2 separate regions of the Homo sapiens genome follow, and region 1 is linked to region 2. Evidence: chromatin loops called from intact Hi-C (ENCODE). Cell type or tissue: endothelial cell of umbilical vein. All regions are shown on one strand. Links, peaks and the distances in the headings refer to the core of each region. The heading gives the core; the rest is flanking DNA. Region 1 overlaps LOC107984019 (a long non-coding RNA gene). Region 2 holds the start of ZNF214 (zinc finger protein 214).

What was found. Hi-C counts contacts between places; a loop is a spot of excess contacts. Peaks named below come from ENCODE experiments on the same cell type or tissue, not always from the same donor. Only the 100,000 strongest peaks of a DNase experiment are listed, where the experiment ranks them.
Region 1: a loop joins it to region 2, with 2.2 times the contacts of the local background. A loop is called at or near these places in 7 of 110 quality-filtered maps.

Annotation. Positions count from the first base shown.
Region 1 is chr11:6,910,111-6,914,509 of GRCh38, forward strand. All of the region lies in intron 3 of LOC107984019 (a long non-coding RNA gene), which reads right to left. Among named protein-coding and RNA genes, the nearest start is that of OR2D3, 8.7 kb to the right of the region's middle. In endothelial cell of umbilical vein, for the core only: no CTCF peak of the experiment used is centred there; a DNase peak (open chromatin) is centred at 2,071.
Region 2 is chr11:7,018,144-7,022,542 of GRCh38, forward strand. ZNF214 (zinc finger protein 214) reads right to left here and starts at 2,203. Exons shown (of 3, transcript NM_013249.4): 1 at 1,930-2,203. NLRP14 (NLR family pyrin domain containing 14) reads left to right here and starts at 2,336. Exons shown (of 12, transcript NM_176822.4): 1 at 2,336-2,627. In endothelial cell of umbilical vein, for the core only: no CTCF peak of the experiment used is centred there; a DNase peak (open chromatin) is centred at 2,258; H3K4me3 peaks cover 1,458 bases; H3K27ac peaks cover 416 bases.

The DNA of each region.
Region 1 (4,399 bases), core at 76-4,075, 110 kb before region 2:
GGTGGGACTGTAAACTAGTTCAACCATTGTGGAAGTCAGTGTGGTGATTCCTCAGGGATCTTGAACTAGAAATACCATTTGACCCAGCAATCTCATTACTGGGTATATACCTAAAGGATTATAAATCATGCTGCTGTAAAGACACATGCACACGTATGTTTATTGCGGCACTATTCACAATAGCAAAGACTTGGAACCAACCCAAATGTCCAACAATGATAGACTGGATTAAGAAAATGTGGCACATATACACCATGGAATACTATGCAGCCATAAAAAAGGATGAGTTCATGTCCTTTGTAGGGACATGGATGAAGCTGGAAACCATCATTCTCAGCAAACTATCACAAGGACAAAAAACCAAACACCGCATGTTCTCACTCATAGGTGGGAATTGAACAATGAGAACACATGGACACAGGAAGGGGAACATCACACACCAGGGACTGTTGTGGGGTGGGGCAGGGGGAGGGATAGCATTAGGAGATATACCTAATGCTAAATGACCAGTTAATGGGTGCAGCACACCAACATGGCACATGTATACATATGTAACAAACCTGCACATTGTGCACATGTACCCTAAAACTTAAAGTATAATAATAATAAAATTTAAAAAACCACACATTTAAAGCCTTCATTGTCATGTTTATATTAGGACGGTGCTAAGCAAATTATACTCCACTATGTAAGGTGGTCACACAGCACTCAAACAATCATGAACTGAAATGAAAGCACAGGCCTGAAATCAAGTTGGATTAGTCAATTAGAAAGTCAGCATCCAGGTGATCCAATACCTCCTCATTTTCATTTTTATTTAATTACCATATAAAGAAAGACACAAGTTTGAAAACTTATGAACCCCTGAGAATATATCTGTTGATGCCATTTTAAATGACAATGGTGTAAGGTTTGGAAGAAGCCTAAGTATGATTTAGAAACTTTAGTCTGTGGTTTCAAACATAATGCAAAGTGCCCCCCCAGGGTGTCTCAGAGGATGAAAAAAGGTAATAAAGTTGAGGGTTTTAAAAGCTCCAGGGAATGCCCTCTTGACGTAATTCTCAGGACCTCACTTTTAATTATTTTCTCAAAGAAAAATACGTTGTTCAGAAGTGTAACCTAGGTAAATTAGAATTTGTACCTTGAGCAAAGTAAAAAGGCTTGGAATGAAGTCAGACTCCTAGGATGACGCTAGTACAGGCCTTGGGAGGAATTGCTCAGGAGCCAACCTACAAACAGGTGAATGTCCTTGAAGTGTGGATCTGCAGACACAGAAGTTGCTCCCTTCCGTACTAGATCCTTGGTTCCTTCACCAGTGACCTCACAGTGCTGTTCCTGTTTTGTCTCTGCCCTCAGGTGAGAGAGAAGAAGCCACTGATAGGCCTCAAACTGTAGGATTCTCCAATACTGATTGGGGGTTGGAAGCGGGCAAGGTATTGGGAAGGTGAACTTTGTCATTTTATCGCTTACACATCAATTTTTCCCTTGCTAGATTCCCAGAGACAATTCAATTCCTACTCTTCTCCTCCAGAATCCCAGCCTGAAAACCCTCCTCCAGATCTTCTCCTTCATGGATAAGACTGTTTTCAGAGAGATCACAGAGGCTGTACCCTCCTACATTACTTTCCTCTTACTGTTGAAAAGTACCTCTGCCTGATTCTCCCCTGCCCTCGGCTGTCAGCCCTTCCGTCTTCATTGTCTCCCTCAGTTTGCATTTGTTCCACCATCTTCCCTAGTGTATGGCCCACTAAATAGGCAAAGAGCTGGAAGGACACTAGGAATCGTGCTTTCAGAAGCTTCATCAAGAGCTTGGTCATGCTCTGGGTCTAAGAGATATGAAAGAACCAAGATTGCATGAATACACTGTTGTAAGAATGCTGGCACTGCTGGCTCCAATCCCCTGGTGATCTAAGGCACATAGAGGAGAGTAGGTCCAATTACAATCAGTGCTGCCCTCCCAGAATGAGTAAGGATACCCACTACAGGTGCCATCACACATATACGCAATAAGCAAATATGCTTCCCATACAAGTCAGACAGAATAAGTTCCCACGTGACTCAGCCTTGGTCAGTATCCAGTTGGCTCAGTACCTCCTCTGATACTGTTTATTATGTGGAAGATTTGGTAGCCATGGGGATGCATAAAAAGAATATAAAATAATTGTGTGAGCGTATCTTGAATATCTGCATGTTCTATGAGATATTAAGTTTGTAAAGCTGAGAGGAAGTCCATGTGGCTTGGGATGTGTGTGTGTGACAAGGAAGAATTCCCTTGTGTGCAGCTCTGTGCCTGTGTGAGACTCTTAAGAGAAGATATCTGGCAAGGACATATTAATTAAAATGTTGTTAGGGCCTCAGAGAGATAACAGATTCATTTCTTGTCCTTTCAGTTTGGGGAAACAACCTGTCTTCCATCTCTCTTTCTGTACTCCTTTTCCTCTTTCTGCCTTCTCTCTACACCTCTGAATTCCTGACTTCTGTGTTCAGCTTCCCCTCCCTGATTTCTTCTAAAGTCTATTCTCTTTATTCTATTTTTACCAGTTATTTTTTCTTCTTCATTTTCTCTCTGCATTAGATAAAGAGATACCTTTGTTGAATTAATTAGGAAAGTTTACAAAGTTACATGAAATCTTCAGAGTGTGAAAGTATAATTATCCCTGGTCTTCCTTGGAATATGAGACTAAATTTCATCTTAGTCCTTTTGATTTATTTGACTCCTTTCCTGTTTTGAGATTAAGCCACATTCTTCCTAATCCACATATACACTCACATCCTGTCTTTGAGATATAGATAACCATTCCCTATATACTCTACCTGAATTCTAAGTTGTTATTGTGTGTTAAGAATTATTAGTGTGGTAAAGGTATTTTTTTAACAGTCATCTCTCACACACACGCTCTCATTCTCTTTCTCTACACACACACACACACACGCACGCACCATATATATAAATCATACCCATACACGCAATTTTGTAACCTACTTTTTAAATTCAACAGTATGTCAAACATCTTTCCATGGGAAATACATATCTACTTAAATTTTTAATGATAAAATTTATCATATTATCATCATAATAATAACCATCAACATTGCAGTCATTTCTTTACTGCAGTTTCTAGGCATAATGCAAATTTTCCACTAAGTTCTTAATTTAGTCTTTACATCTATATTATGAAGTTGTGGTTTTATGTTCATTTTACAAATTAGGAAACAGACAAAAAGGAGTTAAATTGTCTAAAGTTACAGAGCTAGGAAATAGGGAACAAAGATTCAACCAGGTATGTGTGACTAAGACGTCTGCACTCTTACCCACTTCTCTATACTGCATAGGTTCTATTATATAGGAAAACTATAATTTATTTAACGCAACACCTATTATTTGACTGTGGGTTGATTTAGTCTGGAAATAATTCTGGGTGTGAGTATCCTCTGAAACAAAGCTTTGTGCATACCTATAATTATTTCCAAAATATAAAGTCCTAAAACTTGAGCTGTTCAGGAAAAAAGAAAAGTTCATTTTATAATTTTTAAATATCTTCAAGTTGACTTGCAGAGAGATTTTATAAATGTACATGCCTACATTTTTCGTATCTGTTTGTTCTACTCTCAAAAATATAGTGGGTGATTTCAATCTATTTCATCTTTTCTAAAATGATGAGAAAGAAACAGTAACTACTTGTTTTATTTTACATTTCTCTGATTCTGAGTGAGGATGAACATTCTTTACATAGTTAGCTTTTTGGGTATTTGAATTTCTTTTATGAATTGCTCATTAACATTTCTTTTTCCATCCTTTCCATTGAGAAGTTCTTCCTATTCTTGATTTTTAAAGGCTCTTTGATGTGGTAGTTTTTCTATTTGTTACTTACATTTTACATATATGTGTTCTTTAACCATTCATTTAAAATAGTTGTATAATAAAATATACCAATCTTAAGTTAATGGTTATGGTTTTCATCATGTCCTTAGAAGGTCCTTTCCCACTCAAAGATTACAGAAAATAATTTAATCTTTACATCCATATTATGAAGTTGTGGTTTTACTTTCATTTTACAAATGGTTTTCATGGTGTCCTTAGAAGGTCCTTTCTCACTCAAAGATTACAGCAAATATTCACCTATTATTTCTCCTAGCAATATTAGGGGGTGTTTTTATTTTTTTTGTTTTATATTGAGATATTTAATCCATCTAGATTTTGGAGAAGAACTGATGTGAAAATACTTTCTTTCTCAACAAATAATCAGATATTCTAACACCATTTTAAATAATACACCCTTCTATCAATTTAGATGACATCTTTATCATTTGTTCCTCTATATACTTGAGTTTGAGTCATTTCTCTATTTTAATCCATTGAGGCATTGATATCTGCACTAGTACAATGCATATAAATTAT
Region 2 (4,399 bases), core at 145-4,144:
AGACTACAAGTAAATACACCCAAAGGTCAACAATGGCTGTCAATATGGTTCATGTGAAGAGATGCACAAGAATAAATAACAAATTTAAACATTAATTGCCTTCCACAATGTGGCTTTATACATTCATGTTTCACTTCCCTGTCACTAGCCTGGTTTCCTTATTTGTTCCCTCAAATTGTACCTGAGAGTAAATGATGGCTTTCCTATTTAGAATATCTTCCTACTCATAATTGTTCAAATCTGAGTTTCTGTTGCTGTGTTTTAAGTGCCACTCATTCTGGCACTGTTTAATGTCGATAACTTCAGAAATTATTATTAATCTCATATAGTTTATTACCCCCAATGTTAAGACTTTTTTTTTTTTTTTTTTTTTTTTGAGAGGGAGTCTTCCTCTGTTGCCCAGGTTGGAGTGCAGTGGTGCCATCCTGGCTCACTGCAACTTCAGCCTCCCGGGTTCAAGCAATTCTCCTGCTTCAGCCTCCTGAGTAGCTGGGATTACAGGTGCCTGCCACAATGCCTGGCTAATTTTTGTATTTATAGTAAAGACGAGGTTTCACCATGTGGGCCAGGCTGGTCTCAAACTCCTGACCTCAAGTGATCCGCCCACCTTGGCCTCTCAAAGTGCTGGGATTACAGGCGTGAGCCACCGCGCCTGGCGATGACATTCTTATAATTCTTTATCTCAGAACACCAAGAACAGCATGAATTATACACTAGACTTGAGTGACTGAATGAATGAATGAGTAAATGTTGGGAAAAGACACTGGGTTGGGGCAGGGTCAAGTCTGCACGCTCGAAAATTTCACAGGCAAGCGAGGAACGTTTTCTGTCCAGTCATCCATCCATCCTCATTGCCACCTCCACCACCCATGGAGAATGCAGGGACATTTTGTAAATGAGAAAAGACAATCATCCTCACTTGGGATCAGACTATGAGGGAAACAGTGTACATTCCTTCCTCCTTTGTGTTCCTCTTCTGGGGAAGGGTAGAGTGCTGAGACGGCTGAGCTGAGGAGGAAGGCAGACTGAAAACCTGGGTATGGCTTTAAATTCCCAAATTCATTAAATTTCCCATATACTAACTGGGTATGACGCACACATCTCCTAGCAAGAGGTCCAAAAGAAGCCTATGAATGCTCTTGTTTCCTTTCAACGACCAGAAAGGAGAGCTATGAACACTGGCACCTTGAAATTTATTTCCAACCCTCTAGAAACTTCAAAAGATACAACTCACTTATTTATTGAGATTATTATTACTACTAACAATAATAGGAAAGCACCAGCACACTTAAATAGTATCTATTCTCAAGGTATTTTTCTTATTTTGTTCAGTTTAAGTAGAAAATCATTCCATTGTCCTCCCCTACTTGCTAAACAGGAATACTGGATTTACTATCAGAAAAGTACCTGGAGTCTTAGAGAAGTATCCCAGAACTGGAGCTCCCAGGTCCTGATCAAAGTCTCAACTGTGCCATCAAGCACTTGTAGAACTTTAAAGAGGACCAAACTTATAGATCTCCAAGATCTCAGTTTCCTTACCTGTAAAATGGGGGCATGAGCCTTTGCCACCCCAGTCCTTCCTTGCTGATCAAAGGTAGGTTCCTGGGCAAAGTAATAAGCAATTAGTTAACCCTCTTTCTCTAGGGAAAAAACGTTTCATGCGTGCCCCAAGAGCAGGACAGGTTTGGGCTCCCCCAACGCGTCACGGGCTGCCCAAGTGTAAGCACCAGAGAACCAGACACACGAACGGTTCTCTAGGAGCGGGATCTCCCGGTCTCCGCCACAGACCCGGGGGTCCCCTGCTCCTGCACTGAAGACGCGCGCGGCCTCCGTTGCTTATCCAGATCCCCGGCCAGAACTCTGCCCCGGCACCGAACACCGGGCACCCATACCCCGGGGCCCAAGCTGCTTCTGCCCTCCTCTACTTGCCTTTATTAAGTCTTAACGTGGGAGAGAAGCCGTGATGTACCCATCTACACGGGTGTCTCTGGGGTTTCTAAACCGGAGTAGCTTCTCAGTCCCTGACCCTCGATTTTCTGCCCCTCTTCCTTCAAGCACAGCTCGTCTTGCCCTGTCCGCTTCTGGCTCAGTCCTCCTGAGAGTTCATGTCACTTAACGGAGCCTGTGAGAGTGGACCGGGATGGCCAAAACACTCAGTCCACACAAACAATGGCCGCAGCCCGGCTGGACCGAAACGGAAGTCCCAGGTCTTGGAGTAGACACTCGCAGTGTTTCCATGGATACGGGAGGGGCGGGGCGGGAAGAGAGAGCGCGGGAAAACGTGACTCCTGATTGGCCAGAAGTATCCCGCGCCTCCCGACCTTTGGCCGCTGGCATTCCTGCGCGGGCGGGAGCTGCGGGCGCTCGGGGGATAAGGCGAGGACGCACCAGCATTAATGGAATAGGAGAACTCCCGAAGCTTTTAGGGCCCTGGGAAAGGGGGCGTGGCTGGAAACGGAGCTACTGGCTTCGGAGAATTCTGTGACCCTCACCACCGCGACGACCCCGAGGAAACGCTGTCAGGTCGCCTTTGGTTGGCAAGGCGTGGTTGTCCTCGCTGTCCCGCGCCTTGGCGGAATGGGCACCTCACTAGCCCTGGCACTAGCTAGCATCGCTCTAAACTCAAGGTTAGAGGTTTTCAAATTCCGTCCTATTGTTGCCAGACACCCTCTTCGTTCCTGGTCCAGTGAGGCTTTCCTCCCTCCCGCCTTCTTGCCAAATCCCAGGCTCCTCTGGAGACTCCAGGCAGAGAAGGGAAACGCACAGTGGAGCTGAAATGAAGCCATGAGAAGGAGCCCCTCCTCAGTGTCCTGGGACCACAGAGAGTTGCAAGAGCCTGTTCTATTATTTAGCTGAGTGTGTTATATTAGGAAAATACTTTCGCATCTTTGGGCCCTGTCCTTCAAACTTGGGCTGGATCAGTAATATTCAAACATTTTATTAGGCAAGGAACTTTTGGTAGGATAGTCATTACAAGCAAGGGACTCCTTGGATTCAAATCTGACAACACCACTTACGAGATCTTGGCTGGATTACCTAACCTTTAAGCATCAGCTTAATAGGCGTAATATTGATAGCCAATAATAATAGTAACTATGTAACAGACTTGTTAGATTGAAATGAGTTAGTGTAGTTAAAATGCTTAAACCAGCCCCTTGCACATAGGAAGTAGTCTTGTGAACTATATATTTACAGTTTGGTGTTTAGCAGGGGTGGGTGGCCCAGCGCCTATCTGCTTGAGTTCACCACACAATAAGCTCTTGCATTTTTTATGACTCTGGAGACCACATTTTGAAAATTACTGGGCGTGGGCCTTCCCTGGTTTGAACATTCAGAGAGCATAGCATAGCATTTTAAAAATGTGGGCTTTGTTGTCTGACGGAACTGACATTAAGAGCTGTCAATCATTGTTATCCACTAGGTGGTGGTAAGCAAGTTGTTTAACCGCTCACCCTTAAGTATTTTCACCTGTAAATTGCAATGTATTTATTTATTTATTTTTTATTATACTGTAAGTTTTAGGGTACATGTGCACAACGTCCAGGTCAGGTTTGTTACCTATGTATACATGTGCCATGTTGGTGTGCTGCACCCATTAAATCTGTCTCTGCATTCAGTAATTCAACTATCAATTGCGGCTATTTAAATACATTAAAAAGCAATGTATTTAAATAGCCGCAATTGATAGTTGAATTACTGAATGCAGAGACATTGACCGGTAAGAACGAACACTGGAAGTGGGCTGTTCTGCCACACTGCTTCCAACCTGAGAATATTACCTGAACCTCATTGAACTAACCAAAATTAAAAGAAAAAAAAAAAGCTAAGAGGATCCAGTTTTCAGAGAAACAAAATGTGTATCTGAAGGAATATACCTGCTAAAGGGCAGAGGCCAATATGAATAACAAAGAGCACCAAGTATAGCATACGCAAGACTTTTAGGAATGAATTCTACCCAGTTACAGTTTGGGGTTTAGCAGGGGTGCCCGGCCTAGAGCCTATCTGCCTCCGTCCACCACACAGTGAGCATCTGCATTTTTTATGACTCTGGAAGCTACATTTTGAAAATTATTGGTCATGGACCCTCCCTGGCTTGAATGTGCAGAGACCCAAAGCACCAGCTTTGATGGGGGTCCTGGGAGCAGTCACCAGATGCCTAGAGATGTACCCAGGGTAGGAGTGAAGAAACTGCCTTGCATGGGAAGAGAGGGATAGCCCAAGTTCCTAGTCCAAGATGTTGCAGATTCTTCATAGCAAATAATTGAAGAATCTAAGAATATGACTGTGGCTTGAAGGCATAGAATTTTCCATAATTTTGGTTAATGTCACATAACTAAGAACAAAAATTGGAGTCAAGTCTGACAAGACAGCAAGGGATTTAGGGGCCAAGATCCTGATG